2 separate regions of the Homo sapiens genome follow, and region 2 is linked to region 1. Evidence: chromatin loops called from intact Hi-C (ENCODE). Cell type or tissue: K562. All regions are shown on one strand. Region 1 holds the start of GPRASP2 (G protein-coupled receptor associated sorting protein 2). Region 2 overlaps ARMCX5-GPRASP2 (ARMCX5-GPRASP2 readthrough).

Region 1 (5,000 bases):
TTCGTATTTAACCACATTGCTCTGTCTGTCCCATGCAGGAAGCAGGGAAAGGAGGGGCTCAAGAGTAGAGGACGGATGTTGGGGTGAAAGAAGAGGATTCAAAAGGAGCCAGGTTGCTTTGTCTCGGGGAGGGGGGTGCACGGTGGGATCCTCTCCTGAGAATGACTGCTGAAACAGCAGGTAGTTGTGGCAGGTGGCTGAGATCCAAGCTGGTTCGAATACCAGCCACATTTCCACACTGCCAAATGTCATGGCAAGAGAAGACTTGACAGGGAACCGAAGAGGAGCCAGGACCATCCCTACCTGGCGGCATCAAAGAGAGAGGACTGTTATGACCTCCTGCGGGTCCTGACAGGGAAAGGTCCTCTTCTGGGGGCAACTGTGGCGACGGCGCAATGCCAACGTGAGCCACCATTTGAAATGAGAAAGAGCAGTGTGGCAGAAAGGAATGAGTTTGGTGCAGACCAGTGGTTGGTTTCCTAGGGTTAGAGGTCTAGGTCTACCTTCTTTTAGAAGAGGGGCAGTGGTGAGTCCTTGATGGGAGCCCCCTGCCCCGGAGTTCACTTAAGAGCAGGTGTACCTTCCTCCCCTGCGTGGCTCCACGAAGCTGGGAAAGAAACGCACAAGAGGACCACCCTAGAGCCCCGGGCCTGTATGGCCTGAAATCGCCTCTCCCCTCCCACACTGCAGTGCTGACACCCCCTTTCCCATCAGCTTCCAGAAAGGAGGGTTAGGGGACTGGGGAGAGGGAGGGGGCAGACACCCAGCAGTCCCTGTGAGGGGGGCGGTTGGGGCGGGGGTGCAGACACATCACGGGGCGGTTTGGTATCCATCCGCTGTTCTCTCCAGCGCGGCTCTTCCCGACCTCGCGATCCTGTCCCCTGCCCGGGCCCCCAGCCGCCCGCTGGTCCCATATATTACAGCAGCGACAGAAATATGGTAGTGGTCGCCACGTTAGGGTCCGTGGGGGCCTCCTGAGGCAGCCTGGTGCCAACCCGCACGCCCAGGCTGGGGCTCATCCTGGCCCTGCCCACCTCGGGGTCGGAACTACGGTGGGCCTGGGATGGGGGCGTCAAGCACTTTCGCGCCGTATCCCTCCGCCCCCCTTCCCGACACCCTCGCGGCGAGCGGTTCTTGCCGCATCCTGCGCAGCCCCTGCCTACTTTGGTGCAGAGGCGTGGGGGGCGGGACGCGTCTTTCCCGTTCGGATCGCGGGGAAAGCAGTGGCTCCAAGTGAGCCAGAGGAGAGCTGAGGAGAGGAGGGGGAGGCCGACGACCTGGGCCCTGGGCCTCTGAAGGCAAGTGCGGGTGCATGAGGTGGGGGTCCGGGTTGCGGGGGTGGTCTGGCAGGGTGGACCAGCAGGCAGCCTGCCCCGCGGACCCTGACAGCCTGGCAACGAGGAGACGATCCGGTCGGAGCCAGGCGCTTGAGAGAGGTGCGCAGTGCCCGAGACCCCTGGCGATGGGGAGGCGGTGACCGGAGCGGGCCTGGCCAAGGGCTGAGGGGCTGGCTCGGGAGGCACCGCCAGATCGTTTGGAGGAGAACCGCGCTGACCGCTTCCCAGCCAGCTTTGCAGGCGCCCGCGCCCCGCCCTCGACGGTGTCTGTGCCCGGAGAGGGCTGTGGGGGAGGCTCCTGCGGGAGAAATGGCGGAGCGGGAGCCGCTGTGGGGGCGCCCGGGAAGGCCGTTGGGGGGCGCCCGGCGAGGCCGGCGGGGGTCGGCGTCCCGGCTCTGTACCCAGTCCGCCGGAGGTGAGCCGCGTTTGCTACTCCGGGTCCCGATTCCCGAAAGGGGCCTGTGGGGCCCCATGTCCTCGGTGCCTTCCCTTCCCACAGGCTCCAGGTTGATGTCAAAGTCTTGTGTCTGTGCGGTAGGTCTGGCGTATTCTGACAGGACACAGTGAGCGTCTGTAGAGGAGAGGCTTGAAATAAAGGAGCACGAATATTGCCTGGATTTCTGGAGGTGTGTGGGGATGGGGGTTGGGCGCTAAACACTGATTGGGGACCCGAATCGGGGTAGGGGACTGTGACCAGAGCAAGTCAGGCATCCAGGAGCACCTCCTAATCTTCACCTCTCTAATGGCGCTCCCCCCACCTTCCATCCCCACCTGTCTCCCCCACCGTCCTAAACTGGGGGCATGAAAGGGTGGGCTTTGGAGGTGGGGGTGATGAGGGAGACATACTGACAAGTACTAATTCACAACCTGTTTTCTAGAATATGCGGCGCCCTTCCCCCATTTTATGCTGCGCAGAGCAAGGGGATGTGGCGCACCTAGTGGTGAATCCTCAGAATTGGAGAAGGGAGTAATGGGAAGAATATGACGTCAAGAGAAGGAGTTGTTATCTCTGGAACCTTGAAGCAGGGCCCAAATAAAACGAGAATATTCCACCAGCAAAACCCCGAATGTTGAAAGACAGATACCAATAATATGGGGACTCTTATCCTTGGCGTTGGCCTGTCTACCAAGTGCTCTTCTGCCACCACTCATATCCTGACTGTCTTACTTTTTCATGTGTTTGTCCATAGGCCTACTTTAAGGCTGGCCAATTCTGCAAGAAAGGCAAGGAGGAGGAGACTGGCTCACAGCTCTGGAGGTTAGTGAGAAGGGGGAGAGGACAATGCAGGGGACAGTTGGAGAGAGCATGGCAGGTGGCAGATCCACTTCCACCTGTAGTAGAAGTGGCAGACCCACTTCTATTCTGCCGGATTTGCACAGTGCCAGCATCCTTTTTATTTCTTGCAGGAGACACGAGATAGGTGTAGGTTGGGTTGTGACTCAGAAAAGACCTGAGAGCAGGGACTAGGACACAGGAAACCATAGATACATTGAACTCTTGAATGGGAAGACAGATATTTGTCACAGGGGCCAGAGTGCCCACCTACCTACCAAGCACTCACACTCCATTCTCTCCTGTATGTTCACTTGTCTGTAGGACCCCCTTCTGTCAGCTGTGGGGCTTGACACCACTTGAACAAGAAAAGGAGGGGGAAACTGCACCACATCAGTGAAGGTTGGTATGAGAGCGGGTATACTTTTGGGCGGGGTAGTGGAGACCAGCATGGGTCCGGGAGTGATTAGGGTCCAATCTGGGGGCTTCTTGGCCCCTCCCATTGCCGACACACTTTCCCACCATTGTTGGACCTGTTTTGTAGGAGGCAGCCGGTCCAGAGAGACTTTCTCAAAGCCCAGCTGTCCCACCTAGCATTCAACATCAGTCGCACTGCATACGTCTCATACAATTGGAAGAGACTCAAAGCCTCATTTCATTCTCTCTCCCTAGATCCACCTCCAGTGGCTGCTCTGCTGGTGGTGGAGTTGCTGCTGACAACCACCCTCAACGGGTCTGCACCCATCCAGGAAATATCTGTCTTCCTTTAGCTTGGTTGTACCTGTTCTCACTCTATCTGTATTATTGAATTATTGACTGAGACTGTGTTTGGGAAGGAGGCTGAGTGACTACTGGACTGGATATTGACTCTAACTCTTATTCCCAAGCTTATATCCTTAATCACCTAAAGATCAGAGTGTGAAGAAACAAACCTGTGACAGATCTGTGGTTGAGGTTTAGACTACGGGAGGAGTATATTACCTGACTTTCTTTGTAACTTGTACCATGACTGGGGCAGAGATTGAGCCTAGTGCCCAGGCCAAGCCTGAAAAGAAGGCTGGGGAAGAGGTTATCGCTGGGCCTGAGAGAGAGAATGATGTCCCTCTGGTGGTCAGACCCAAGGTTAGGACCCAGGCAACTACTGGGGCAAGGCCCAAAACTGAGACCAAGTCTGTGCCTGCGGCAAGGCCCAAAACTGAGGCCCAAGCAATGTCTGGGGCAAGGCCCAAAACTGAGGTCCAAGTAATGGGTGGTGCAAGACCCAAAACGGAGGCTCAAGGAATCACAGGGGCCAGGCCCAAAACCGATGCCAGGGCAGTAGGTGGCGCTCGTTCTAAAACTGATGCCAAGGCAATCCCTGGAGCAAGGCCCAAGGATGAGGCCCAGGCATGGGCCCAGAGTGAATTTGGGACTGAAGCAGTGTCACAGGCAGAAGGAGTGTCCCAGACTAATGCCGTTGCTTGGCCACTGGCCACTGCTGAGTCTGGATCAGTTACTAAATCTAAGGGCCTGTCTATGGATAGAGAACTAGTCAATGTGGATGCTGAAACCTTTCCTGGCACCCAGGGTCAGAAAGGAATCCAGCCCTGGTTTGGACCAGGGGAGGAGACTAATATGGGGTCTTGGTGCTATTCCAGGCCCAGGGCCAGAGAGGAGGCCTCTAATGAGTCTGGGTTCTGGTCAGCAGATGAGACCTCTACAGCGTCTTCTTTCTGGACTGGAGAAGAGACAAGTGTCAGATCATGGCCCAGGGAAGAGTCCAATACCAGGTCCAGGCACAGGGCTAAACATCAGACTAATCCCAGGTCCAGGCCCAGATCCAAGCAAGAAGCCTATGTTGATTCCTGGTCTGGATCTGAGGATGAGGCCAGCAACCCATTCTCCTTCTGGGTTGGAGAAAATACCAATAACTTGTTCAGGCCCAGAGTCAGGGAGGAGGCAAATATCAGGTCCAAGCTCAGGACAAATAGAGAAGATTGTTTTGAATCTGAGTCTGAAGATGAGTTCTATAAGCAGTCCTGGGTTTTGCCTGGAGAAGAGGCCAATAGTAGATTCAGGCACAGAGACAAAGAAGATCCTAATACTGCCTTGAAACTCAGGGCCCAGAAAGATGTTGACAGTGATAGGGTCAAACAAGAACCCAGGTTTGAGGAGGAAGTCATTATTGGGTCCTGGTTCTGGGCAGAAAAAGAGGCCAGTTTGGAGGGTGGAGCTTCAGCAATCTGTGAATCTGAGCCAGGAACTGAGGAGGGGGCCATTGGCGGATCCGCGTACTGGGCTGAGGAAAAGTCCAGTTTGGGGGCTGTGGCCAGAGAAGAGGCCAAGCCGGAGTCTGAAGAAGAGGCCATATTTGGGTCCTGGTTCTGGGACAGAGATGAGGCCTGCTTTGA
Region 2 (5,000 bases), 150 kb after region 1:
TCACACCACTGTACTACAGCCTGGGTGATAGAGCAAGAACCTTAAAAAAAAAAAAAAAGCAAAGTTGTATCATATCTTTTACCTTGTAATTTAACCAGAATGCCTCATCCACATGTTAGTACTTAAGGTAAAAGGAAAACTAAAATAACAAAAAATACAGGGTACTAAACTATACATATGGTATTTTAATTATTATATGAGTTGTATATGTAATGCATGTACAGTGTGCATGTGCATACACGTATACACAAAATAAATCCCAAAGAACATAGCCCAATGTTAATTTCAACCATGATAGGATTAATTTTTTTTTTTTTGACACAGAGTCTTGCTGTGTTACGCAGGCTGGAGTGCAGTGGCGTGATCTCGGATCACAGCAGCTTCTGCCTCCCGGGTTCAGTTGATTCTCCTGCCTCAGCCTCCCGAGTAGATGGGATTACAGGTGTGAGACACCTGACATCCTGAGTAGCTGGGACTACAGCCGTGTGCCACCACTTCTGCCTAATTTTTAATTTTTTTTTTGGTAGAGATGGAACCTCACTATGTTGTTCAGGCTCATCTTGAACTCCTGGGCTCAAGGAATCCTCCCTCCTCGGCCTCCCAAAATTCTGTGATCACAGGCAGGAGCCACCGTGCCTTGCCCCAGATTTGCTTCCCACTGAACCCTTTACCAGTTGATCAGCCTCAGTTCTTAAACAATGCATCTGATTGGAAATGGCATACATGTAACATATTGACCACTCAGCTAATTTTTTTTTTTTTTTTGTATTTTTAGTACAGACGGGTTTTGCTGTATTGGCCAGGCTGGTGGTCTCGAACTCCTGGCTTCAAGTGATCCACCTGCCTTGGCCTCCCTAAGTGCTGGGATTACAGGCGTGAGCCACTGCGCCCAGTTTATGATGGGACTGGTATTTTTAACTTCACTACTTGGCCCAATATTAAGCCTTTGCTGAGTATGGATTATACTTATGAAAAAAACACTATATCCCTTAAAACCCCTGCTACTTATGAAATATTTCAGATAAAAAGTATAGAGAACTATAAAATTAATCCAAGTTAAGAAAAACTTTACTCCTCCATGACCCTTTCTTCACTCCTAGAAATAATCAATATCCAGAATGCGGTATTTATTCCACTTTTTTTTTTATTACTTTACTACATATGAGAGCGTCCCTAGACAAAATATAGTATTCTTTTGCATATTTGTCTTCATACAACCACACACACACATTAATACTATAGGTGTTCTTGTCCTCCAACTAGCTAATTTAACATTATATGTCTATATGTACACACACACACACAAACTTGATTCTTATACTCAAGAGAGCATTGTGAGGAGTTCAAGAGGAAACCCTCCTCCAGATCCCAGCACAGTTTTTGACACATTATTCACAGCACCAATGTTTGCTTCCTTCTCATCCCAACTGTGCTGAGATGTTATTTCTTTACATATTCACTTCTAATTTTACCATTAAGTATTCTTTTTGTCTGCATTCTTTTAGTTTACATTGTGGTTCTTTATCAGGCTTTCTGAATTGAATGTTTAACTCATTTTCATTTTTATTGATATAGGTATTTAATGCTTTAAAATAGCCTCTGATAGCAACTCTAGCTAAATTCGTACATCCTCTGTTTTCATTATGATTATATGCACCAAATTCTGCAACTTTAATCTATTTCCATTTGGGTGCAAGTTTTGTTTAATAGCCTCAGATAGAGTCAATTTTCATGAATGATCCATGTTTATATGAAAAGTAGGTGTGTTGCCTAATATTAGGCTTCACAATTTAGAATAAGTGTATCTGTAAGATCTACCCTTGGAATTATGTTGCTTAAGTCTTCTCTACAGTTGTTAAATTTTTCTCCACCTGAACGTTTTTGGATTATAGGAAATGTGGTAGAATTTCTATTATTAAATGGTGTGCTTCTTCCTACTTCTCTTTGCACTACTGTAGTTTTTGCTCTATCAATATTTTTACCACATGACTGCATATATGAGTAGCTCCCATCTTCCTTGTGAATTGTAGCCTTTGACTTTATCAACTGTGTTTTTTTGTCTCTTTAAATCCATTTTGGTCTCAGTTTTTTTCTTTTAATTATCAAGATTGTAACCCTTACTTTCTTTATATTGTCAACTGCCTAGTATATATTTATCCTTACATTTTTAACCTATATGAATACGTTTGTTTTACGTGTATCACTTGGAAAAGCACAGCTTTGGATTTTTCTTCAATAGGCAATCTGAAATACTTTTAATAGATGAGTTAAGCCAATTTATTGTTATTGATATGATTGATGTCTTTGCTCATTTGTGTTCAATTCTGTTGTATTGCTTTTAAACACAGAAATTGTATAGTCTTTCACTAGTTCATATGTTTATTTGCTATCTATATTTAGTATTTCGAATGGTTAATACATAATATCCTTGATATGGAAGAAGTCTTAATAATGAGTAGAGAAATCATCAAAAGATATGAACAGATAATTCACATAAAATGCAATATACATAGTCACTAAACTTTCAAAAATATACCAAATTACAATAATTCTGCCTGCCACGGGCTGCCAGTGTGCACCAGAGGTATCTCATGTTTCATCTTATGGATGCCCCAGAGTAGAGGATTTTACTGTCTTCTTTTACACTTATCAATTTTATTCTGACAGAATTAGAGTCATTCTATATGTAAATTCATACCCTGGGTTTTAAGTGAGGTATTTTTTTTTTGCTCCATGCAAACACGTCTGTGGAGAAGTTTGACAATGGTGGTACGGTGGTGCCCCCTCGTGACTGAAGCCTGAACTGCATGCAGCTTGAACATCACAGTAGGAAAGTGGGAGGGAGGAGTTGTGGCCCAAGCCCCGCCCTACAGAGTTTTCTAGAAGTCTGAGTGGAAAATTGGGCATTCCCAGTGTGTAGGAATACTGACAGCCTCCATTAAAAAAATGGAGCCTTTTACTATGTGGAAGAGAAAACTATGTCAGAATAATAAATATATATTTTAAATGCTTTGAGACATATGGATAAATAGCTGGAGACCTGGGTAAGCTAAAATGGATGCAGATCTTTTATTATCTTTGTAACCCAAGTTTGCCCTTATTATAACCATCTTTTCATGGAAATATACGTCTGTGATAACATCTTAAAATACTTAAACACAAAATCTCACTTTTTTTTTTTGGACTATGTATTTCATTGTGTGGATACCCTCAAATTTATTTCACTAGTATTATAGCAATGAAAATTTAGTTCCCTTACCATTTCTATGACCGAAAATAATGTACTTAACGCCATGCTCGTGTATATGCAAATATGTTTGTAAGCATTTATTTATAGTAAGTTCCTAAAAGTTTCATTTTAAAACCCTTTGAACTATAACATTTTATATTAATAATCAATTCAAAATACTATTACTAATTTATATTGCCTATATCACAGTATGAAAGTACCTAGTTCTCCACACATTAGAAATAATGAGAATCATTAATTTGGTACACAAGAAGTCATCTCTCATCATTACTTTCATTATAACTCGTTTTTGTTGCCTTCTGGAATTCCATCCTATGGATGTAACATAATCAATTTTCACAACTTCTTGTTATTCAGACTGTCCTGATATTTCCTATTATCTACACTGTGTGGATGGCATCTTTTCAGAGTCTGTGCACTGCTGAAGGGCACAGTTACAGGCACAATTCCTGTGGCTATTTGCGCTAGTGAGTTGAATGTGTCTTCCTTGAGTCCAGCAAGCTGTCTTAGGAGAAATATAACACAACATGATAAATGTCTCAGTTTGTGTGAGTGAGTGTGTGTGTGTGTGTGTGTGTGTGTGTATGCTGACAACCACATTTCCCTCTGCCCTTTTGTGGGTTTGTGTCTCATTTGGTTTCTCTTCCCAAATTCAGGCTCAGAAGTGACAAAAGAGAATTATCAGGATGGCAGTCCTTATAACCAGATGCTTATCAACATTCTTCACTACATTCTGAAGATGAATTTCTACAAGGGAAATTGTTTATGTAAGTGGTGTGTACCCTTTGATATGTATTGACATAGTGGCACACATAGAGTTGTGCCATTTAAACTCCCCAAGGGGAGGCATGTGAGGTCGGCCACAGAGGACTGAAGAAATTAGTTAATGCTGACATCCTATCACATAGGGTGGGTCCTGGACTCCGTCATGGACCTGCTGTCATGCCATTGCCACAATTGGAAGACGTGGAAGTGATCAGATGCAATCAAATTTTGTACACAAGCACATCCTGATGTAGCGATGAGGGAAAGGGGGAAGAGGAATGATCATTGCTTGGACTTACAGGACAGAGGCAGAAGGGCTAGGACACAGGCACTCTTTATACGCATTCTTTTTTTTTTTTTTTTTTTGAGACGGAGTATCGCCTGTTGCCAGGCTGGAATGCAATGGTGTGATCTCAGCTCACTGCAACCTCCGCCTCCTGGGTTCAAGCGATTCTCCTGCCTCAGCCTCCTGAGTAGCTAGGACTGTAGGCACGCACCACCACGCCCAGCTAATTTTTTGTATTTTTAGTATAGTCGAGGTTTCACCATGTTGGCCAGGATGGTCTCCATCTCTTGAGCTCGTAATCCGCCTGCCTCGGCCTTCTACAGTGCTGGGATTACAGGCGTCAGCCACCACACCCGGCCCTATATGCATTCATTTTTATGTAAAACATATGCATCAATTCTTTTGTATGAAAACGTTTGGTCATTACTGTGGTACAACAGAAGACCAGGTCAGTACCATATTTTTTTTTCATATGTACACGGATTTTTATTTTGTTTTAGACATTGTCTTACACACAATAGACATTCAGTATTTGTTGAAATTAATGAAAGAAAAGAGAAACATGAAAACGGTCTGAGAAGACAATAATCTGCTTTTTAATTTATAGACAGCAATTAGGTCAAACAATTATAGCAATGATGACAAAGAACAATATCTGAGGTACACTCAAAACCTTATGAGGGTTATTTGCCAGTTTTC

Evidence for each region. Hi-C counts contacts between places; a loop is a spot of excess contacts. Peaks named below come from ENCODE experiments on the same cell type or tissue, not always from the same donor. Only the 100,000 strongest peaks of a DNase experiment are listed, where the experiment ranks them.
Region 2: it touches region 1 in a loop (2.4-fold over the local background); 4 of 110 quality-filtered maps call a loop at or near these places.

Annotation. Positions count from the first base shown.
Region 1 is chrX:102,711,255-102,716,254 of GRCh38, forward strand. ARMCX5-GPRASP2 (ARMCX5-GPRASP2 readthrough) reads left to right here. Exons shown (of 19, transcript NR_146584.3): 5 at 2,528-2,595; 6 at 2,935-3,012. GPRASP2 (G protein-coupled receptor associated sorting protein 2) reads left to right here and starts at 1,194. Exons shown (of 5, transcript NM_001004051.4): 1 at 1,194-1,298; 2 at 1,876-1,963; 3 at 2,528-2,595; 4 at 2,935-3,012; 5 at 3,283-5,000. The coding sequence starts at 3,616. In K562, a CTCF peak has its summit at 2,272; a DNase peak (open chromatin) is centred at 2,317; H3K4me3 peaks cover 601 bases; H3K27me3 peaks cover 153 bases.
Region 2 is chrX:102,861,136-102,866,135 of GRCh38, forward strand. It overlaps ARMCX5-GPRASP2 (ARMCX5-GPRASP2 readthrough), which reads left to right. Exons shown (of 19, transcript NR_146584.3): 13 at 3,907-4,017. LINC00630 (long intergenic non-protein coding RNA 630) reads left to right here. Exons shown (of 12, transcript NR_146589.1): 4 at 3,907-4,017. Among named protein-coding and RNA genes, the nearest start is that of RAB40AL, 74 kb to the right of the region's middle. In K562, a CTCF peak has its summit at 2,786 (motif pointing left); a DNase peak (open chromatin) is centred at 2,826.